Linked DNA regions of Mus musculus: all the other regions are linked to region 3. Evidence: chromatin loops called from intact Hi-C (ENCODE). Cell type or tissue: heart. All regions are shown on one strand.

What was found. Peaks named below come from ENCODE experiments on the same cell type or tissue, not always from the same donor. Only the 100,000 strongest peaks of a DNase experiment are listed, where the experiment ranks them.
Region 1: a loop joins it to region 3, with 4 times the contacts of the local background. A loop is called at or near these places in 7 of 42 quality-filtered maps.
Region 2: a loop joins it to region 3, with 4 times the contacts of the local background. A loop is called at or near these places in 2 of 42 quality-filtered maps.

The regions. Positions count from the first base shown.
Region 1 is chr10:117,978,709-117,986,708 of GRCm38, reverse strand. No RefSeq gene overlaps it. Among named protein-coding and RNA genes, the nearest start is that of Gm32663, 30 kb to the left of the region's middle. In heart, no CTCF peak of the experiment used is centred here; DNase peaks (open chromatin) are centred at 3,208 and 4,028; H3K27ac peaks cover 5 bases.
Region 2 is chr10:118,046,897-118,054,896 of GRCm38, reverse strand. It overlaps Gm32663 (a long non-coding RNA gene), which reads right to left. Exons shown (of 6, transcript XR_003948955.1): 2 at 2,271-2,372. Among named protein-coding and RNA genes, the nearest start is that of Gm32663, 38 kb to the right of the region's middle. In heart, a CTCF peak has its summit at 4,879 (motif pointing right); DNase peaks (open chromatin) are centred at 2,616, 5,376 and 7,866.
Region 3 is chr10:117,903,018-117,911,017 of GRCm38, reverse strand. It overlaps Gm32605 (a long non-coding RNA gene), which reads right to left. Exons shown (of 6, transcript XR_872076.3): 5 at 6,743-7,474; 6 at 4,857-6,568. Among named protein-coding and RNA genes, the nearest start is that of 4933411E08Rik, 18 kb to the left of the region's middle. In heart, no CTCF peak of the experiment used is centred here; DNase peaks (open chromatin) are centred at 4,497 and 5,147; H3K4me3 peaks cover 1,296 bases; H3K27ac peaks cover 1,252 bases; H3K27me3 peaks cover 209 bases.

The DNA.
Region 1 (8,000 bases), 76 kb before region 3:
ATGACCCACAGACAGCAACAGCAGCAGTAGTAGTACTGTGTGTAATCAGAAACACAAGCCCTTACGCCCTGCACTCCCCCCAGTCACCAGCTGCATTTGAACAAGAGTCCTGAAAGGTGTTGTAAGGCTGAGATAACAACCCACTCTTAGACTGTCCGTTGCTATTAGTCTAGTAAATTCTGTAGCACCTCAGAAACCACAGCTGGCTATGAAGGACTCGTGTTGGAGGTCTTTCTATGTGGTGTGCATGTTTGTGTACATGCAGGTGGGGAAGGGTGCATGTGCACATATGTGCATGTGCGTGTAGATGACAGGGGACAGCTTCAATGTCAGTCACCGTCTCCTCCTGTTTGGGTTGGGTTGGGTTGGGTTGGGTTGGTTGGGTTGGGTTGGGTTTGGTTGGGTTGGGTTGGGTTGGGTTAGTTTGGGTTGGGTTGGTTTGGGTTGGGTTGGGTTGGTTTGGGTTGGTTTGGTTTGGTTTGGGTTGGGTTGGGTTGGGTTGGGTTGGGTTGGGTTGGGTTGGGTTGGTTTGGTTTGGGTTGGGTTGGGTTGGGTTGGGTTGGGTTGGGTTGGGTTGGGTTGGGTTGGGTTGGTTTGGGTTGGGTTGGGTTGGTTTGGGTTGGGTTGGGTTGGGTTGGGTTGGGTTGGTTGTGGAGAGGCATGGCACACAGACCATGGCACTCATGTGCCATCACAGGACAACATTCAGGAGTCAGTTGTTGCTTTCTACCATGTGAGCTCTGGGGCTCAAGCTCAGGACATCAGACTTGGGGACAAGTATCTTTGCCTACTAAGCAAACGCAGGCTTCCGCAGCCAAGTTCATCTGTTTGTTTGTTTTTAACAGAATCTCTAAGAATTTCCTCACGCTTGCAAGCACTTAGCTGGTGGCACCATCTCCTCGGCTTCATGGAGGATGCTTTCTGGGTGCTGCTGAGAAAGATGTGACATTATTTGGGCCTTCACCACATGGCAGGCATGTAATTCCCAGGATAGCAGGTGCACTGCTAATAAAAGGCAGATCGAGTTGGAAGCCAGCTAGCTTCTGGGTCCCCATTTCCCATCAGTGGAATTCGAAGCCAGAAGCAACCTCCCAGCAGGGGTCCCATTGACATCTGGGACCAGGCTATTTTGTGAGGCCAGTCTATGTCCTACATGGTGGCAGGGGTTCCTGTCCATCACCCACTACAGATGTCCATTAGCATAACAATCTGGGGACCCCTTCTCTACTCCCTGATACCTGTGAGGTTTTACTGACCACATCAAGAGCCATTGTTTCATATCGTATGGCATTCAGTCATTCTGAGAAACCCGTTTTCTCGGTTTGTTTCTTTCTTCCAGTGTTGAAAATACTTAACAAAACCCTCTAAGCTTACATTATGTTTCATTTCAACAGAAGGCTATAACTATTTAGGGCATGCTCTGTGGAGACGAGAAGACGAGGCTCCTGCCTTCTAGCGGAGGACCATCTGGTTAAGGAAGTAGGAGTTGGTATGCGCAGTAGTGAGGAAGCAATTCAAAGCACTCTATAGTAAAATCTAGAACGACCCCAGAGTCCTAGATCCGTACTATGGCTTTGTGCCACCTACTGAGATGACTGCAGTTCTCCAAGTTCCCGCCCCTCCCTCTGTAAAGAAAATAAAGTATTATTCAACAGTGACCATTCATCACAGGCTGGTGACTAAAACATGATGTGTGTTCCCTAAATATCAGCCATCCCCGCTGATCCGCTTCCTCTCCATCAGGGAGGAAAGTGGATTTCAATGAGATGGGAGATGTGCATTGTGGGGGAGACGGGATACTGGGCAGCCAGCACACCGTGAGTAAGAAAGAGCCTGGTGTCAGGAGGGAGCTTAAGCTGGGGAGGAAACTACAAAGGAGACACACCCCAGACTGAGGAGAGAGTCCAGGCCGAATTGGTTATGAGAGGGAGTCCAAGAAAGTGAAAATGAGTTTGTATTTAGTATGTGGACTCAAAATCTCCTGAAGGTTTTTATATTTTTTATTCTGTATCAAGACTTTCAAATACAGAAGAATTTCGAGTCTATAGGCTAGAGTGAAGCTTCCAGACTCTTCCCACAGCAGCCTCCAAATAGGGATCTGTCTAATACTGATGTCTTTGTGTGTTTGTTTTTGTGTGGTAGATAGATAGATAGATAGGTAGATAGATAGATAGATAGATAGATAGATAGATAGATAGATAGATAGATAGATAGATGTAGGTGTAGATGTAAGTGTGGATGTGGTGTAAGTGTGTTCGGGTATACATGTGTGCATGTGTGTGTTGAGGCCAGGGGTCAGTGTTAAATGACTCCCTCAATTGTCTCTATTTCTGAGGTAGGCTCTCCACTGAACCTGAAGTGCCTCAATTCAGCTAATCTGGGCGACTAATGTGACCCAGGGATCCCCCTGTGTCCATCCCCAGTGCTGGGCTTACCACACTGGGGTTCTGTATGTGTGGGCCAGAGAGTCAAATTCACAGAGGAACTCGGAGACTTGTTTCATCCCCTCTGTCCCATGTCACTGGTGTCTTTAAGAAGTCAAAAAAACAAAAAACAAAAAAAGCAAACAAACCAAAAAAAAAAAAACAAAAACAAAACCAGACACTGCAGTCATCTTATTTTTTTAAGATTTATTTTTATTTTCACCCCCATTTAAATGTGTGAATGTGTGTGTGTGTGTGTGTGTGTGTGTGTGTGTGTAAATTGTGTGAAAGTGTGAATGTCTGTGAGAAGGTGAGAGTGTGTTGTGTGTGTGTTTGAATGTGTGTGAGATTGTGTTGTGTGTGAGAGTGAATGTATGTGTGTGTGAGTGTGTGAATGTGAGTGTGCACGTGAATGTGTTTTGTGTGTTGTGAGAATGTGTGTGTATGTGTGAAAGTGTGTGTTTGAATGTGTGTAAGAGTGTGTGTGAATGTGTGTATGTGTGAGTATATGTGAGTGTGTGTGTGAGTATGTGTGTGAATGTGTGTACGTGTGAGTGTATGTGAGTGTGTGTGTGAATACATGTGTGTAAATGTGAATGTGTATGTGAGTGTGTGTGAGTGTGTACTGTAAGCGTGTGTGTGTGTGTGTGTGTGTGTGTGTGTGTTTGTGTGTGTGTGTGTGTGAGCATGCGTTCATGCAATGTGTGCAGGTGTCCTTGGAGACCAGAAGCATAGCAGATACCCTGGAGCTGGAGTTACAGGAAGTTGAAAGCTGACTGACAAGGGCTCTGGGAAGCCAACTTGGGTCCTCTGAAGAGGAGGAAATACTCTTGACCAAGAAGCCGCCTCTTTACTCCCGTCCCACCCTTTCAGCGGAAATGTTTTGGTTTGGTTTGGTTTGGTTTAAACTCGAACGCTATCTAATTTAGTGTCAATTTTAGTAAATGTGCAGATTTGAGTTAAGTCACATAAACTGATAAATAAACCCGGATATAGGGAGATGTTTGGTCCTCTATTTTATGAAGTGCAGGATTTCATCATCGAAGGAACCAAAAGCCCCTTAAACACCGTCCCAGAGACCCCTGCTCACGATTGTGCTAAAGCTGCTCTCCACAGAGTTCCTGCTTCTGCTGCTCATTAGGAAAAGTACTTCAACACCCAGCAGAAAAGAATAATTAGCAAATCAATTAATTAAGGGCCTAGCAACACTCTTCCTGCCAGCCTCAGCCACAGCTTCCTTGTAAATAAGCTCTTTTGCCTACATTAAAGTCATTAGCTCTCCATATGTAAATAGTAAAGCCCTTGGATTTCAACGGACTGCCTATCAGGGAACAGATTTCAGTCCACCTCGATGTAGTCAGGATACTGCAGACAAAGAGCCATGCTGTCTTAACCAAGAACACAGCTATACATAGCTTCTGGGTCCATTCATTTCCCAGATTCACCTTTCCTCCTTGGGACATTAGCCAAACATCTATTTTAGTTATAACACAGACACAAGGAAACGCTATAGTAATTAAAGAAACCACCCATTTCCTTCCCCTGACGTTCCAGGAAGCCACGTTATTTCTGCAGACCAATCTCTATTTGCTGACAATTCGCCTGAGCTTGAACAGCCAAATAAAATGTCCTAGAAACTGTCCTTGCAGCGACAGCCAAGAACACATCTGAGTCTCGGCTCCTTCCACAGGAAAATGCACACCAACAAAATATGTGCTTGTGTGTATTTAAGACACGAGTGTCTAGGGTCTCATTAGGTTCTGAGAGATTTAAAGTCCTACCACCCTGTAAAAACAAGCGTTTGAAGGAACTGGCCCTAAAGTTAGCTGGGTCCTTTGCCAAATTCACCTCATATTTTTATTCCTGTGGTTATCCTCTTTTTAAATTACTGCTGTTTATTTTTGTGCCTCTTGCCATCGTCTCCATCGCCACTCTCTTTACAGTGAGTTTTAAAACAAACAAATCGTTTATATTCATATACACCTGCTGGCCATTTTAGCTTTTCAGCGCCTGTCCCCCAACACACACGCTGTCGTGTCTTGGAGTTTTGTTCCTTTCTCCTTTTTTGTTCTTTTTCTCTTCTTTTGTCATTTCTCTTCTCCACTCTAAAGAAGAATAAACTATCGGAAGCCAGCCTAACAGAAATGAAGAGGGTCTAAAGCAGTGGTTCTCAACCTGTAGGTCACGAGCCCTTTAGTGGTCAAATAACCTTTTCACAAGGGTCGCCTAAGACCATCAGAAAAAAATCAGATACTTACATTATGATTCATCACAGTAGCAAAATTGCAGTTATGAAGTAGCAACAAAAATAATTTTATTCCTCACCACAACATGAGAAATTGTATTCAAGGGCGGGAGCATTGGGAAGGTTGAGAACCACTGGTCTAAAGAGACGTTTGTGTGGCTTAATCCATCAGACTGTTGAAACGATGGATCCTAAGAAGAAATAAAAATGAAAGAGTCCCTAGGAATCTCGAGGCAGAAGAAGGAAAAGGCCCCAGGCAGAGCGGGGGATTTGTCTCCCAGGACCCGATTCTAACAACTCGGCAGACTGCCTTACAGGATGAGACTGTAGCCCAGAAGATGAGCCAGGGATGTGAGGGACCACCGGAACTGTTAGATGCGCACAGCCTTGGTTCCTGCTGCCCCTCCCCCAGCAGCTCTCCCCTGTGACCTCAACCCCAGCTTGCCACCACTGCTCCTGACCGCCTCACCAACCTCACCTTAATGTTGTGAAACCACCTTTTACACAAAGGCGTTCAGGAGGTGGGGCCAGTCCGGACCCTTTAACATCCATTCTGTGGGTTCTGGTTTGTTTGATTTGCTTAATGGAGACAAACCCATTACCTGCCATGGGATACTATAGCTTTGAAAGACCTGGGACCATCCATTTATACTTTATATTTAATGCAGCTGGTCAGCCTTGGGTCGTGCATCTGCCTTAATTTTTACGGTGTGATGGGTTTTGGGGATTTTTGTTTTTTGTACTAAGCAAGATTCTATGACTGCCAGCTGTCCCTTCTGATCCATAAGTTAAAACCAATGATTCTTTCTGACAATATTCAGTACTTATTGTAGAACTTGTGGCAAAGGTACTATTTGCCTAATTAGTTTAGGCAATTAATAATCTTTGCTGCCCCAAACTATAAACTTGCAAAAAGCAGCTTCCCTTCGGTGTCTCCTCTCTGCTTCTTCTACCTTTTACATTGCTTTGTCTCCAGTAAATAAATAAACAAATAAATAAACAAACATGGTGTCTGACAGCAAGGCGGGAGGCAGAGGTAGGCCGATCTCAGTGAGTTCGAGGCCAGCCTGGTCTACAAAGTGAGTTCCAGGACAGCCAGAGCTACACTGTGAAACTCTTGTCTTGAAAAAACAAACCAGACCAAACAAAAGGTGCTTGCATATATTAATGGAGATATGTGTGTCTTATAATTTTTAATTAGAAAATAAGTAAATGCATGTGGAACAAATGAGCAAACCCCTCTGTCTCTTGTACCCCACCATCTTTTAATGTCATACCCAATCATCAGACCCCAGCCCTGGTGGCAAGATGACCCTGGCAGGACCAGAGACGAACATGCCCTGCCTCTGACTGGCTGGCTGTGTGCACAGCATCTCTGGATCCTTTCTGGAACAAAGCAGGAGGCACAGGGAAGAAGCACTGGCTTTCCCGGCAACAGTGTATCTTTCTGTAATACTTTCCATTTAAAAGCTATCTCCCTTTATAAATGTTCTCGACATTTGCACGTGATCAAACCTGAAGTCTCTGGGCCCTAAGGTGATGGATTTTAACTTACATACAGGAAATTCTTCAAACCCAAGTAGAAGTTGGCAAAAGATAACTTTTTCTATGCCACTTTGTAGAAGCTGCTAATGGCAAAGCAGGCTGTGCAATATAAATTATTCAGATCATAAGTCTAAAACCATTAGTTCATTGTGATCAATAACCTCTAAGAGAGCTGGCGTGTGGGATTCAGTTTGGGAAACATAATTAGTTTTGAAATATTCAAATTAAAGGAGACTCGGAGCTTCATAAAGAGCAGAGTGTCCCGATTTGTAAATAAGAGAATGCTGGATCCTGGTCTCTATCATAATGAATCCAAATCGTCCTCCCTTTCCACTTAGATAAAATTTCCTATATTTTTTTTTTTATTAAATCACATTCCTCTGGTATTACTAAAGCCTTGATTGCTGAAAAATGTTTGGTGGATTCTGCGAAGTCAGCTAAGGCCATTTGCTGACAAACTACGCTGTGTCATCCTAGGAAAAGCAGAATTAAATCCTAAGTGTCAGTGTTGAAAACTGTCCCTTCTACACCACAAAGGATTTTACCCACACTGACAGTTTGTAAAATTAAAAGGTCCAGACTACCATCCTTGCCATGTGACCTACATAAGCTATATTATTATCTAAAGTTTATGTGTTAGGTCCCGTTCTTGCAAAGATAATACATTGTCTTCTAACTTTCAAATTATTTGCCCAGAGAAGTGTTTGTTTTTTCTTAAACCTGGATCATTAAAATTACACTGGATTAATCCTTGTTTTAAGATAGTTTTTCAACATCCATACTGTTTCTCTTAGGGTTTCTATTGCCGGGAATAGATACCATGACCACAGCAACTCTTATAAAGGAAAACATTTAATTGGAGCTGGCTTACAGTTTCAGAGGTTTGGTCCATTATCATCATGGCAGCTGACATGCAGGCAGACATGGTCCTGGAGAAGGAACTGAACGTTCTACCTCTTGATCTGTAGGCAGCAGGAAACTGTGTGCCATAGGGCCCAGAAACTTCAGGTTTGATCACGTGCAAATGTCGAGAACGTTTATAAAGGGACATAGCTTGAGCACAGAAGACCTCAAAGCCCACCTGAATATGACACACTTCCTCCAGCAAGGCCATACCACCTCCAACAAAGTCACATCCCCTCCAGCAAGGCCACACCCCCTCCAGCAAGGCCACATCTCCTCCAACAAAGTCACACCCCCTCCAGCAAAGCCACACCTCCTCCAGAAAGACCACACCCCTCCATCAAGGCCACACCCCCTCCAGCAAAGTCACACTCCCTCCAGCAAGACCACACCACTCCAACAATGCCACACCTCCTAATAGTGCCATTCTCTACGGACAAACATTCAGACATATAAGTTTATGGGTCCATTCCTATTCAAATCACTACACTGGTGATATTTTGACTCACCATTTATTTGGTATGGAGGCTGTCCTGTGCATGGCTAGCGTCCTCCTTCTCTACCGACTGCACCGCAATACCACCTCCCCAGTTACCTTCCATCACTTATGAGGAAGGAATATATTGTCCCAACTAAAAACCACTCTAAACTGGGCAGTGGGGGCGCACGCCTTTAATCCCAGCACTTGGGAGGCAGAAGCAGGCTGATTTCTGAGTTTGAGGCCAGCCTGGTCTACAGAGTGAGTTCCAGGACAGCCAGGGCTACACAGAAACTCTGTCTTGAAAAACAAACAAAAACAAAAAAAACAAAAACAAAACACCCTAGTTGTGTTTTCATTTTAATAGGCTCTCACTAAGTTACCCAGGCTGGCCTTGAACTTGTGA
Region 2 (8,000 bases), 140 kb before region 3:
AAAATTGGACATAGTACTACTGGAGGATCCTGCAATACCTCTCCTGGGCATACATCCAGAAAATGTTCCAACTGGTAAGAAGGACACATGCTCCACTATGTTCATAGCAGCCTTACTTATAATAGCCAGAAGCTGGAAAGAACCCAGATGTCCCTCAATAGAGGAATGGATACAGAAAATGTGGTACATTTACACAATGGAGTACTACTCAGCTATTAAAAAGAATGAATTTATGAAATTCCTAGGCAAATGGATGAACCTGGAGGGCATCATCCTGAGTGAGGTAACCCAATCACAAAAGAACTCACATGATATGTACTCACTGATAAGTGGATATTAGCCCAGAAACTTAGAATACCCAAGATACAATTTGCAAAACACATGAAACTCAAGAAGAAAGAAGACCAAAGTGCGGACACTTTGCCCCTTCTTAAAATTGGGAAAAAAACACCCATGGAAGGAGTTACAAAGACAAAGTTTGGAGCTGAGACGAAAGGATGGACCATCTAGAGACTGCCATACCTGGGGAGCCATCACATAATCAGCCTCCAAACGCTGACACCATTGGATACACTAGCAAAATTTTGCTGAAAGGACCCTAATATAGCTGTCTCTTTCTTGTGAGGCTATGCCAGGGCCTAGCAAACACAGAAGTGGATGCTCACAGTCAGCTATTGGATAGATCACAGGGCCCCCAGTGGAGGAGCTAGAGAAAGTACCCAAGGAGCTAAAGGAGTCTGTAACCCTATAGGTGGAACAACATTATGAACTAACCAGTACCCCAGAGATCTTGACTCTAGCTGCATATGTAGCAGAAGATGGCTTAGTCAGCCATCACTGGAAAGAGACGCCCATTGGTCTTGCAAACTTTATATGCCCCAGTACAGGGGAACGCCAGGGCCAAGAAGTGGGAGTGGGTGGGTAGGGGAGTGTGTGTGGTAGGGTATCGGGGACTTTTGGGATAGTACTTGAAATGTAAATGAAGAAAATACCTAATTTTTTTTTAAATCCCTTCATCCCTTGGATATGATATACTTTCCTGACATTCATTCCAATTTTTATTAAAATGTCTGCAACCAGACATAATTAATGTTTAAGAGCTGCCCTCATTTTTTGTGCTAGGAGTAGGTTAAATGCCTTGGGTTAAACTGCTCAGTCTAAGGCCCTTTTTGGTCACAAAGGAAGCAATGTCTACAAAATAGGGCCAATAAGTTTTCTAGGGGTAACGGAAGTAATTCTTCCTCCTGGAAATGCCAAAGTCATTTTTTTTTTCACAATTAGGGTTGAAGAAGGTTTAGGTTGAAGCTACCTTCAGGAATGACAAAGCAATAGCATAAGGAGAAACTGATTCTTCGAAGATGTCGTTAAACATTGAATCATAGGACCCTATGGCTGTTTCCTTGATCCTCAGGTTTTCTCTTACGTGGGAGCTAAAAGTAATGTTGTTCATCAGTGCACTCATTATGAGTTTGGTCTATGGTAAACCCATTTTCTGTTACTGTAACAGCACACCCGAGGCTGAGAGGCTTATAAAGAAAAAAGGTTTAATTTAGTTCATTGTTTGGAAAGTTCATCAGCATGTGCCGTTCTGACCTCGGCTCAGCTCCCGTGGATCCTCATGACAGATGGCATCACAGTGGCATAAGCATGAGGCAGAGGTCACTTGGGGGAAAGGGAAGTGAAAGAGACACTTGGGATCTCATGAGAACCATTATTCCCTTCCAAGGACACATGCATGAAGGAATGAACAACCTCACAGAAGGCTCCACCTCTTAAAGGTTCCATTGGCTCGCACACAAACATCTAAATTGCAGTAATGTTTTATTAACCAAACCTTCTGGGCTCTGGTAAGGCTGGACTGCCACAGTGACGTCCAACAATAATTGCAGAAGGGCCGGTATGTGTTCAGGTATGTTGCTCAGATCCTTGATTTTATGTAGACACCCAATTCTTCTGGAGAATTGCTGTGCTAGCCCAGCAGTCCCGCCTTGGTCTCCGTGGTCGAACGTGTGCTGCCCTCGGTCCTACCTAACTTGTGGTGAAATGAAAGGCCATGGAAGAGTCTCATGTCCCAGAGCCAAATGTGACACAAGACTTCCGCTCACATCTGGCAACACGCATCAGCTGGAATGACTTGGAAATGTCAGCGGCCATGTGCTCAGCTGCTTACCTAGTACCACCAGGGGAAAGTGGGAGGATTGCCATCAGACTTAGCCACGCCTACTGTCAGAGAGCCCACCTATAGGGACGCGACACTAGGAAAAACGCACCGTGATCCTATGCCTGTGGGTTGTAGAGCAAGGGTTGAAGCCAATTCATCGATTCTTCTTGCCGCTCCATGTATGTGTCAGCCTTTCTCACAATTCCAGAGCCTAAAATGACGTCAGACACCTTTGTCAGCATGCGTGTCAGAGGTTGCAGACGCCTGCTCATATCCTGCAAACAGCTAACAAGCTTTCTGCTGACCCCTCATCCGTGACCCTTTTCTACACGTAGGGCTGAGGTGCTGGGTCAGGGATGAAAGGGCGACCACCTCCAACCTGACCCATAGGAGCGATCTGGGCGGCCACGCTTAGATGCTACTGAAAGATTACAGAAGGGTGTAGAAGGCAAACAAGGTTAGAAATGTCAAACATTCAGCCTGGGGGGAACATGCAGCCTGGAGAAAGAGGAACCGCGGCCTGGGGGGAACATGCAGCCTGGAGAAAGAGGAAACGCAGCCACTAAACAGCAGTAAAACAGGCAGAAAGGGAAGCAGAGGACATCGTGCAGATAGGATGAATTCGGATCCTTTCAGACAAAATGTGTCAGAACATTTCTATCTTTCTTTTTTAATGCTGACTAATTTGAATTGGCAATGCCTTCTTTCAGTGGGGTTAGATTCCTCTCTCCTATCCTAAATTCCGGACACCAATTTCCTCTCCGCCAACATCCTAAAGAGTATCAATTTCTTGGCCATCTTGCTTGAATATTTCATAGAGAAACAAATACATTCTTTAATTTTGTTACCTAATTTTTAAAATTACCCTGTTTTTTTTTAAATAAAATATCTTGGTAATCTTTTGACGTGTATTCATAAAGAGTATTGCCATTTTATGGCGACAGCATATTTCATTGTATAGGATGCCCATAATTTACTTAACTACTTCCCTGTTGACAAATATTTGCATTGTTTCAAATCTTCTGCTCTTACTGTAACACTGTGAGCATTTCAATCACTCTAGATAAATAAGTCTATAGAATAAATTCTGACAATGGCGTTCATGAGGTGAAGTATTCAAGATATACACAATTTTAAAGGCTGATTCCAAATAACTGTTCGTGAAGTTATACAAGTTTATTACCCCACTGGTAATGTCTGAGAACACCAATCTCCTCATATCTGTTCACATTTGACTTCCTTCTCACCATGCAACAGTGGTGCCCGACTTCAGGGTCCCAACTCTTTGGGAGTCAAATGACCCTTTCACAGGGTTCACCCTAGACACCAGAATATTTACACTATGAGATCTATACCACAATTCATAAAAGTGGCAAAATTACAATTATGAAACAGCAACAGAAATAATTTTATGGCTGGGGTCACTACAACCTGAGGAACCGTATTAAAGGGTCACAGCATCAGGAAGGTTGAGAACTGCTACCCTGCAACAGTAAAAATGACTATCTGGAGCAATTTGATTCCTAACTACAGCCGTATAAAGCTAGCTATCTCTTAATGTGTTTAACAAGGACATCCTCTTTTCTGTGGATTTTATTTTATTTTACACATTTTTCGCATTGGACTTGTGGCCTTTTTCCTATTAACTTATGAGAAAGTTCTATACATAAAGAAGATGAGACCTTGTTCACTAAACTGCAAATGTTTTCCGACTTCATATTTAATTTATGACTTTGTAATGGTACTTTAAAAAAAGGTGTTCTCTCTCTCTCTCTCTCTCTCTCTCTCTCTCTCTCTCTGTGTGTGTGTGTGTGTGTGTGTGTGTGTGTGTGTGTGTGTGTGTGTGTGTGTGTGTTGGTATGTTTATGTGGATGCCTGCAAGTGTCCACAGAAGCCAGAAGAGGTTGTCAGATCCCCTGCAATTGAAGTACAGGAGGTTGTAAGCCCACTGATGTGGATGCTGGACCTCTGCAAGAGCAGGCAAATACTGAACTGCTGAGCCATCTCTCCAGCCCCTATGTAGCTTCCTGCATTGCAGGAAACCGTATCCTCTGCTCACTTTCTGAAGCATCACACTGAATTGAGGTGAAAGAAGCTGAACCTTATTAGAAATGAGGAATGGGGCACAGCCAAGGAGGAACCACACCCTTCATGGTTTCTTCTTTCATTCGACACCATCACTACGTTCTGGTACTAATGCTGCCACAGAGCTCAGCCCGCTGACTAGACAAAAATCATCTCTCATGACATCAGCCACCACAGTCCAAAGGAAGACAGACTTCCTGGCTGAATCAGAGAGAAATTGATGCTCTGAGGTCTCCAAAGAATGCAGTGACCACAACAGATTTCCTTATTCTGAAGCTACCTCCTCAGACCATCCAATTATAAGAGTCCAAAGAATCAGCCTGCAGATGACTTGGTAACTGAATGAGCAAAGAAAAGAAAGAAGGGGGGAAATGACTAATGGAAATCACACTGCAAGCAAGGGGTGTGCCACACAGGACCCAAATTGCCGGCAGCAGATAAGCAAGTAACCTTGGAACCTTTCTCGAATGAGGGAGGAGGGAGCCCTTTTCAGAGGATCACATATCAAACGCAATACAGAGGCAGTGGTGGGAGGGATGATACTTCTGTTGTTATTGTTGTTGTTGTTGTTGTTAACATTTGTTTATTATTACATGTAAGTACACTGTAGCTGTCTTCAGACGCACCAGAAGAGGGCGTCAGATCTCATTACGGATGGTTGTGAGCCACCACGTGGTTGCTGGGATTTGAACTCAGGACCTTTGGAAGAGTAGTTAGTGCTCTTAACTGCTGAGCCATCTCTCCAGCCCCACGATACTTCTTTTAAGGGTTTAGGAAGAAAACTAAGCAGTTCTATAACAATACCAAGAAAATGGGCCAAGACTGTTTGCAAAAAGAATGTTTCCTGCATTTCTCAGCCCGATCTGTGGCGGTTTCGGAAAGCCACCAGCATTCTGTCTCATCTGAACCAATTCTGCTCCTGCCTTGTAGGATCCTGGGAGCCTTACCCTTGTTCACCACCTAGTCCAGTCCTCTACAGTCTATCGGCTCTCTGTGTGCTTCCTTTTTCTCCGACTGGCCTCTCTATATATAACTTTTGCGCTGGACCCTGGCAGCGCAGTCCCAAAACCTGGCAGAGCAATCTTCCCCATGCCTTGGCTTCCTGACCCACGTTCGGGCGCCTGTTCCTCCTGGAACACTGCCCTGAACTTCAGCCTCCTTGGCAAGGGCACCAGCAGCCCTGCCAGCATCCTGTTCCTCTCGGAGACAGGACAGAGTTCTTTTCCAACCCGGATGGTACTCCAGGCTCCTCTATGGTCACTCTTCTCTTCCTGAGCACCAACTGAATATTTCCATTTGCCATTGTTCCATCCGGTCCTAGTATAGATCTCCCTCCCTCTCCTACGTGGGAACTCACAGATACCTGTGTCAGCAAAATCAAGTCCCGATTCATCACACACCAACTCCACCCACTTTCAACCGTAAGTGTGTTTATTAAAAACAAGAAAATCGGAGGTCCAAAAACTCCAGGTTTGATTAATCCTGCAGCCCGCGGTTGTCATGAAGGATCTGAGACTTCTCTCTTGGCTCTGCTAAATGTGCTGCCTACTTTTCAGAGAGCTGCATAGCAGCGGACCTGATTGGGTTGGGAAAGTCTCCCCGGCACCCTAGGAACAATCGATTCATCCACTAGGAGATACTGGCCAGCCAGCTGCTGAGCTACTCATGGTGTGAGGGAATTTTGACTAGCATCCTGGCAGTATAATATCTAGAGACAGAAAGACATTTCTTGGAACGTCTGTTTTGGAGAGAGAGAGAGAGAGAGAGAGAGAGAGAGAGAGAGAGAGAGAGAGAGAGAGAGAGAGAGAGAGAGAGATTGAGATTTTTCTAGAAGCATCACAGCCCACCACATCCCCCTGCCATCTTGTCCTGGTTGTGTCCCGGTGTTAATGTTCTAGCCAAGACTGCCAAATGGATAGAATGACAGGTCCCCTGAAGAACATGAACAACTGCTGCCTCACTGTTTGTTGTGTGTTCTTTTAGGTGGGAGATAGCTGTACTGGCTGGTTTTGTGTGTCAGCTTGACACAAGCTGGCATTATCACAGAGAAAAGAGGAAATGCCTTCATGAGATCCAGCTGTAAGGCATTTTCTCAGTTGGTGATCAAGGGGGGGGGGGGGAGCGTCCATTGTGGGTGGTGCCATCCCCAGGATGATAGTCTTGGGTTCTATAAGAAAGCAAGCTGAGCAAGCCAGAGGAAGCAAGCCAGTAAGTAACATCCCTCCATGGTCTCTGCATCAGTTCCTGCTTTCTGACCTGCTTGAGTTCCAGTCCTGACTTCCTTTGGTGATGAACAGCAGTATGGAAGTGTAAGCCAAATAAACCCTTTCCTCCCCAACTTGCTTCTTGGTTGTGATGTTTGTGCAGGAACAGAAACCCTGACTAAGACACTAGTCTTTCTGCTTGGACCTCTCTGGAGGATTCAGTGTGTTTCTGAACTGAGTAGGCTATGCCACTGAGCTCATTTGTAACGTGACTGTGACTGTACCTAAAGAATAAAAGACAAGAGAAACAGCGTTAGAGGTAGAGAGCAAGGAAGGGGGAAAATGGCATAATATGGTATCCAAGTATGAAAATTAGCCCCAAAAATGTAAATTTAAAAATATTCCAAAGAAGTAATCTCTATGAAATGCATACAGATTTTTTTCTCACCATTCATCAAATGATAAATCATAATGGATCAAATGTTATCTAGGAAGAGAACTGCTCTTTTCTTTATATGGAAGCCTGGACTTCCATAAACAATGAAGCAGTTGGATCAGAATTAGTATTCTCCAGCCAGGCTTAACCTGCTCCTCTCTCCAGCAAGGATGCAGCCTGTGAGCTAAAATGCATCTCGGGTTTTTCCGGAGGCACTGCTCTGCACTCTGAACTGAGGTTGCAAAGTTATCAGGATATGGTGACTTGTCCGTCCCTGTGCGGCTGTCTACACCAGCTTGCTTGTAAGAAGGAACCTGAAGACAGCTCTGATCATGTCAACATGGCATCTAAATGGCCCTTCTCTGAGCCCCATCTAGTTTCCTAAGCTTCTCTCTTCGATTAACAAAAACAAACCTTTGGGGCTGGAGAGATGGCTCAGTGGTTAAGAGCACTGACTGCTCTTCCAGAGGTCCTGATTCAATTCCCAGCATCCACATAGCAGCTCAAAATTGTCTATTATTCCACATATATATATATGTGTGTGTGTGTGTTGTATATATATAAAATGTGTGTGTATATAACTATATATGTTGTATATATATAGTATATATGTGTTGTATATACATATATATAGTAGATATATAGTGTGTATATATATATAGTTTGATATATAGTATATATATATAGTTTGGTATATATTATATATGCACATATATATATAACATATATGTATTATATAATATATTAATATGTACATGCAAATGTATATATTTCAATTTCTATAATATTTATCTGGGTTTTTTTTACACAAGCTTTATATAAATTTGTATTGCTTAGTTTTCTGCTAGATGTAATAAAATCCTTGCCAAAATCAACTTAAGGAAGGATGGGTTTACTTTGGCTCATAGTTTGAGGGTAGAGTGCATTGTGGGAAGGAGGTCACAGCGGTGGCTGAGGCCACTGGTCACACTGGGTCTTCAGTCAGAAGTCAGAGAGGTGGGGGCTGACACCCAGTGGTCCTTCTTTCCCTCAGTCTGGGACCCCAGCCTATGGGACAGTGACATCCACATTTGGGGCAAGTCTTCCTTACTCTGTTAAAACTTCCTGAAAACAC
Region 3 (8,000 bases):
TCTGGACTCTTATATGGAGCCTATGAGAAAGCGCATGTGAAATCGTATTATACATTCTGAACCTCCTGCAGAACCACATTCCCAGACCTCCAGTGGATGCCTCGACCACAACTAGGGCCAAAAGCTAAATACACGTTATTGCCACATAGCATCAGAGTTAAATCCGCGGGCTTTGCCCTGGTGACTCTTCTGTATCGGTACCTTGCCGCTCTGGAACACTAAGGTACAGAGTGATGAACAGGAGGGCAGTGTATATGGCCTGGATGCACTGCACACCACAGGGGACAGGGGGGATGTCCTCAGTGAGACAGAGGGACAGAGTGAACGGTTTCATGACACACACAACTCTAAACTTAGAAAGGGTCATTATCTGTCATTTTCCATTCATTTTTAGACTATGACTACACGAGACTGAAACCTAGGAAAATGAAACTGTGCACAAGGGCAGAGGGGCTGTCCCATGCATTCACTGTGTAAAAATGCAAAGTTCTCTCTTTGTCTGGCAGTCTTCTCGCATTGTCTCTGGTGCTAGGACCGCCTTCCCACCTTTTTAATGCCTACGGTCTGTATCTCAGTTACATCTTCTAGTTTATCTCTGGTTTAAATTGTTTTGTTTTAATCCATCTCATGTTTGTCGGTAGCTTGAGTTTTGCGACAGAATGTTTTGTAATCCAGGCTAGCCTAGAACCCCCTTAACGGCCTTGACCTGGTCCTCCAGCCTTCATCCCTCAGGTGCTGGGATTACAGCTGTGCACCACCACAGCAGCAACGACAGGCTGCTTGCTTTCCTGTTTCTCTCCCATCACCCTCTCTCTTCTCCAGTCCCTGGCTGGGGGATGGGCCTGTTGGTTTGGAGGTTTGTTACTGCTGTTTCTCCTTTCCTCCATCTTTCAGCGATCTCATGCCCCGCCCAGAACAGATGTTTCTAAGCTTATGAAACAAACTTGCTATTTACTTATTAGCACAGTCCAGTGCCACAGTGCACATCACCCATCACAGTCTGGCGAAACTATGTTCACGTTTCGTTTGCTTTCCATCACAGCGTACCTAACAACATCAACTTAAAGGCAGGGTGGCTTACTTCAGCTGATGACTTCACAGACTTTAGGTCACGGTCTTGACGTCATTATTTCTGGGACTGCAGTAAAGGGGGAGGGGGTAACACAATGAGAAATCTGATAGAGCAGAATCGCTCACCTCGTGTACGGGCAGTACACAGGAATCCTAATGTGACCTTCAAGGGCACGGCCCCAATGTCCTGACCACCTCCCACCTCTCCAAGGTGCCACATTTCTGCCTAGCACACCACCAGCCGGAGACTGAGCACACCTTAAACATTTAAGTTTTGTTTTTGTTTTTAAATGTTAGTTTAATTTCCCCCTGTGATCACCTTGTAGTTTTCAAAATACTTTTAGTGAGCACTGCTAATCAACTCAAAATTCACTAACAGTGACTTTTTCCGTTCTATTTTTTTTTTAACATGACAAAATACAATATAATAAGATAAAACAAAACCTGTCGCATGCAGGCTGGCCAAGGCAACCAAACCATAGGAAAAGGGCCCCAAGAGTGATGAGTGACAAGATGACTCCTGGTGATTCCCCTGTGTTGAGCTTATCTGTGTCCTGGGGATCCCCCCCCCCCTTCATCAGAAAGAGATACTTCTGTTCTTTTCAAGGTCAGAGGATAAGATACATTTCAACTTCCCTTTTGTATCCTAGGTTACTGCTCACTTAGCTGTTAGGAGGGACACACATGCTAAAGAATCAAGCCTTCCCACCACAACCTCGCTGGTTGTGAGATATATGCCAATAGGCCGGGTGCAAATATTAGATGCTCGTTACCCTGCCCCTGCCCATAAAGCTTGCAGATTATTTTAGCCCTGGTCAATATATTGATTGTGGCCTTGTAGCAGACTCCCAACAGAACCAGCCAGCCAAATTGCTTCTCAGTCCTCACAGAAATTGTGAGGAATAAAAAAATGTTCATTATCATTTTTAAGCCATTAAATTTTCTAATAATTTGTTATGTGGAGACAGACAACTAATATTCTTGCCTTTTTTGTATTAAAAATTATACACACACACACACACATATACATTTAGAAATATACACACACATATGTACATTTAGAAAGAAATGCTTTCTGGTTGCTATATATCTGATATATGTATATGTGTATATGTACACACATATACATATATCACATATATATATACATATATATATGTATATATATTCAGATCTATATATCACCGGTAGGAAAGATTTGATGTGTGATAAACTCTTCTTCAGGCTGGAACTCTCTGACCTAAAGTTTTAGTGTTGCCCCTCCTGCAAGCCTTCCTTTATTTATTCATAAATTCCTACCTGTGTATCACCTTTTGGTTTTTCTTTCCAAAAGTTATTACCATTTGAAATGATGAAGAGATCCCGTTCAGGATTAAAAATAAAAACAAACAAAGAACCGGTCTGTACTCTGTCTGCCAGCCGTTGCCGTAGGAGGCCAGGGAGACAGCCTGCCATTTCTCTGTGGCTTCCCGAGCTGTGTGATACAGCCTGGCGTGGAATCGGAGTTCAGCAAATATTTGTTGAATCAGTTAATGAATTTCATTCCACATCTAATCCATAGAGATTACCAAAGTCCTCACAGGCCTCCGGGAATCCAGCCGTGTGTTGCTTTTCTAAGGGAAACACAAGCTGAAGGAGTCTAGGCTGGTATTTCAGCCTAATTCCCTTTTATTATCAGCCTAATCTTGGATCATGTAAATGATGATCGTACTATATCCGTCAGGATGCTCTGCATGAAAAGGGCTCAGTCATAGCTTATCCTCATTCAGAGTGAATCTAGAGATTCAATTAAATGATGCCCCGCCAGAGCTCAGTTCTAATACGGACGGAGGGATGTTTTGACGTTCGATGCTTGTCTTAGGTTAATAGCACTGTCAGGTTGTATTAATGGGTTATTAACTCGATGACTTGACTTCCCAATTTGAGAAAGAGGTCAGCTAGGTAGTTACACCTACTGATATGCCTTAGCAAAATTTCACTTACCTGAGAATATTACTATGAGCAGAGAATGTACGGATAAATGCATGTAAAACAAGAACAAATAAAAAAAAAATTGGGGCCGGGCGTGGTGGCGCATGCCTTTAATCCCAGCACATGGGAGGCAGAGGCAGGCAGATTTCTGAGTTCGAGGCCAGCCTGGTTTACAAATTGAGTGCCAGGACAGCCAGGGCTACACAGAGAAACCCTGTCTCGAAAAAAACAAAAATAAAGAATTTTTTTTGTGCCAGACTTTGGATAATTAAAGAAGGTATTTTAGTATTTTAGGATGACTACAAATCCATTGTTTTAGGGCTGTGGGATTTATTTTCTATTTTACACCTTATTGGCTTTTTTTTAATGATGCTATTTGTCTACTTTATTATAAGAGCCTGGATTTCACTAATTAATTATTTTTAATATATAGATCAGGTTAGCCTTTGAATAGTCTGTGTAGACTGTAATGACCTTCAACTCCTGATTCTCCTGCCTCTGCCTCCCAAGGATTATGTGTGAACTACTATGCCTAGCGGGAGTCTTGCTTTATACAGTCAGATTTTTATACGTATTAAATTATTAATTTTAGACTGTACATATTATATGAGAAAAAAATCCAGTAACACTGGCAAATTGAAAAGAAAAGTTCCAGAAATAAAAAAGATTTCCCTTTTGGATCTTTTGGATTTTGTGATATGTATGTATGTATATATATATATATATATATATATATATATATATGTATGTATGTATGTATGTATATATATATACACACACACACCACACCCACATTATATATATATATGCATATATATACACACATATGAATACACATACATATATGTGTGTGTATACATATACATATATCCCATCACCAGATTTGGTCCTAGCGTAGATACACATACCTGAAAAGTCTAGTATGTGGACTCACCCTCTCTTTCACCCTAGCGTCCCTGATTGTCAAGAATCCTTTGGGAAATAAATATTAGGTGTCGTTTGGACTTGGCAGTTATACCTCATTCTCAAAGATTTTCAACTCGTTTTGAAAATTGGATATCCTTGGGTGTTTACAAGACGTAGATTTAGAATCTTAAAGTCCTTTCCTTACCCCGCTAAAGACTCCTTTCCTACCAACCGCCTTCTGACTGACATTAACATACTGGAGTCTAACCAACTTCAAAGATTGTAAAAACAGCTATGACGTCTGGTGTTTGTGGAGTCCTTTCCACGTCCCTCCAGTCAGGCAACATGTGACTATACCAGGAAGCTTCCCACCCACACACAGCCCTGAGTGACTCTGTCCAGAAAGTGGATGCTTTAACCAAGAACCTCTCCAGCCCCATCTGTTTCAGAAAGCCCTGAAATTCGGATCTAGGACCCCACCCTCTCTGATCTGTCCCTCATCCTGGGGCAGTCTCCAGCCTCTACTCTGGTCCACCCGTCTCACCTCAGATCCACTCGGCTGATCCACAGGCCTGCCCTAGGCTCTCTAACAACAGCAAAACAACTGACTTGCACCGAATACTTTGGGAGTTGGGTCACAGGAGGGTGGAGGACCACAGTGGGACTGAGGGGCTGCGGGCAGGCTGGTCCTCCCATTGGCTCAGCCCTCTCCTCCTCCCCAGCCCCACGCGCTTGAAGTTCCTGCCAAATCGCTGCCTTTGTCTCAGAAACATTCCGCCCACACCCCAAACCCTCAGGAGCTCTCTTCTGCTCTCCAAACTCTCGGGGTATTTTTCAAAGTAAATACATTTCCCATTCTGAGAAGGATTCTGGTGCCAACTTTAATAAGAAAACATTCCTCGGCCTTATCACGTACGATGCACCAATTTAATCACGATTTTCTTTTTTAAATGTTAGAGCGTCCAACGTTCGAATAGACAGCAGGAGGTTTCCATGTATTTTAGAGCTCGGGAAGCCTAACTCTTACCAAAAATAAAATCATTTAAAAACAAAGGGGGAACCCACAGGCAGAAGTGCCCGGCGCGGGGGAGGGGCGGGGGCGGACGGCTAACAGCTGGTTTTCAGCGCTGGTTCCTAAGTGGAGCTTTAGAGAGGAGTTACTTGTCATCAGAGCTTCCAAAGTCAAGTTACATAAAACAGAACACTCCCTTTTACTTTCTAGACACCCACTGTGGTCGCAGCGAACTGCGAACTGCGACCCAGCGCGAGGAGACGCAGAGGATGCACGCCCTTCGTTTGTGCGGGGATCACCAAGTCCTCTGGTCCTCTCTTAATTGAGGGATTGGCACACCCGAGATGACATCACAAATTCCTTGAATTTTCCTTAGAAACAGCCACTGCCCTGTCACTTAGGATGGACTGTGAGAAGTCCTTTTCTGAAGGAAATACATCTATCTGGAAGCCACTAAATTGCATCTAAATATAGATTAGTTTACTGAGCGAGCAGGAGCCAGTGCCTCTGAGGTATTTTATTTCTGTGATATAATGAATTTCACAACTGAATGTGAATAAAGGAAAGTTGCCTCTCTCTCTCTCTCTCTCTCTCTCTCTCTCTCTCTCTCTCTCTTTCTGGAAATGTTTTGTGGAGATATTATGTCCCCACCACTACATGCTGGCTCAGTTGATAATGGCTATGTGAACTGTTTCTTGAAAGGGGTATAATTTCCACATAATTTGGGGAGTGTGGTTATTATTCAGATATTTATACATAATTATTACAGCTTCCCTTAGAATGAGTTCATGTGTCCTATGTGTCCATGGTCAAGCCTAACTCGGCTATTAATTTCTCTGATTCATTGTGTTTTATCATCACAGTGGGTTTTAATAACACAGTCAGTTCTGCTGTCTCCACAAAAGGAAATGCTCTTCCAAAGGGACGGTCTGCCAAACCTAAATAACTTCTGCAGTCTTCTACAGTCAGTATCAGCTTGTACCACTGAAAAACAATGCACCGTGTTGGTGTTGGTGTTGATGATGACCACAAACTCAGGTTGTTGGGGTTTTTATTATTATTATTATTATTTGGTTGGTTTGGCTTGATTTTGGTTGTTTTGTTTGAGACAGGGTTACTCTATGTAACCCAGGCTGCCCTGGAACTTGCTTTGTAGCCTAGGCTAGCCTCAAATTCAAGAGACCAGCCTGCCTCAGCCACCCAAGCAGGGATCAAAGGCATAAGCCACCAGGGCCCAGCTGAACTCCTTTTCTTAAACCTGTCTACCACTGAGCTACAACCCTAGTCCTGACTGTACTATTTTCAAAGCAATTCAACTTAGTAAAGGCCTAGTCCATTCATAAAGCCTCTCTAAAATAATAATAGAAATGAGTTGCCTAACTAATTTTTTTGCTGTGTCTCTGTTTGACTACACGGCATTGAAAAAGCAAGTCACCAGAATGTGACACAGAAGGACCTGGAACGATGGATTTCTCCCCAGACCCTGTTGAGAACTTCGGTCATCTGACTTCCAAGGCCGTGAATCTCCTCGTGCTTCCAGGTTCCCTGCCAGCTTCCTAAATGCACCCTGGGAAGATCTTAGGACAGCACAATCCAATCTAGCAAGTGCTGTGATCAAAAAAAAAAAAAAAAAGAAAGAAAGAAAGAAAGAAAGAAAGAAAGAAAGAAAGAAAGAAAGAAAGAAAGAAAGAAAAAGAAAAGTGACATTCGGGTGTGTAGAATATGCCTTTGAAAAAATACACCGAGAGTTTATTTTTAGGGCAGTGGAGCATTCTAACCTACCTGACACTTGACAGTGCCTTCAAAGACAGTGTGCTCAGTTCCCAGCTTTTCAAGAAGAGGTGATTTTCCGAGAAGTCCACCGGCCACTTGCAACACACCGAGAACTGTTTGAATCTGGACTCTATCCCTCGAAACACTTATTAAAAACCTACGGTATACAAGAAATCATTAGGCCCACAAGATAAACATAATAGCGCTGTCCCTTGGAAAACTTATGTCCTCATGGAGGATGAAGAGGGTGACGGTAATAAAAATAAACTCTAATAATTACTGTTTGCTTCACATGCGTTATCTTACATAATCCCCAGGACACCCACGGCGGGGAAAGACAATTACTCATTTTCAGATGAGCAAAGAGAGGCCGAGAACTTAAACAATCTTCTCGGGCCAGAAGACACCAAGTCGGGAAACCAAGATTTAAGTTCTGAGAGTCCGACACAGCATCCCCGGCGCTCAGCGCTGCGCTATAGAGCAATACCCACACGAGTGATGCCAAGACAGAAATGTGGGTACGGCCCGACCAGTCATGGAAAACAGAGTTATGGAGAGATGTGAGAGATACTTTTAAAAGCTGAGGCTACTGTGGTAGTTCAAATGGAAATCTCAGACATTCTCCTTTGTCTTCATAGCCTCCTTTCGAGCTATCTCCTTTATAGGCTCCTCTTGCTTCTCTTCAGGTTCCCAGGGGCGTTCCCATTGTCCTTCTTAGCTACCGACGTCTCAGTGTTTTTTCTGAGGAAAAACAAAGAACAATCAGAAAAGAACTGTGAAACACTACCAAGGCAGGGCATCAACCACAATGCTCTGCCGTCTCCATTGCCTCTGCCCACGCTGCTGTGATATTGGATGTCCCTCCCCTGCATGCTGTGTGCCCCCCCCCGTTAGCCCTCCACTGTACACTGGGTTCTAGGCTTTGCCATTGCATCTCATTCTATATCCCAGGCTGGTCTGGCACTCAGCATATAACATTAGGCCACTCTGACCTCCAACTCCTGGCAAACCTCCTGCCTCGGAGTCCCAAATGCTAGGGTGATAAGCATATACCACCACACCTGTCTGATTGTTTCCTTTTTAATAATTCCATGCCTAACCATTGGGGTATCATGAAGTTTGTCTTTCTTGGCCTGTTCTTTTCCCCTTGATGACCTCATCTGAGCATGTGGCTGTCAATATCACTCGTAACGCTAACAATTCTAACATTTTCTATCTGGAATATAGGATGCTTTCTAAGTTCCCGAATTATGCATCCAATTGTTTA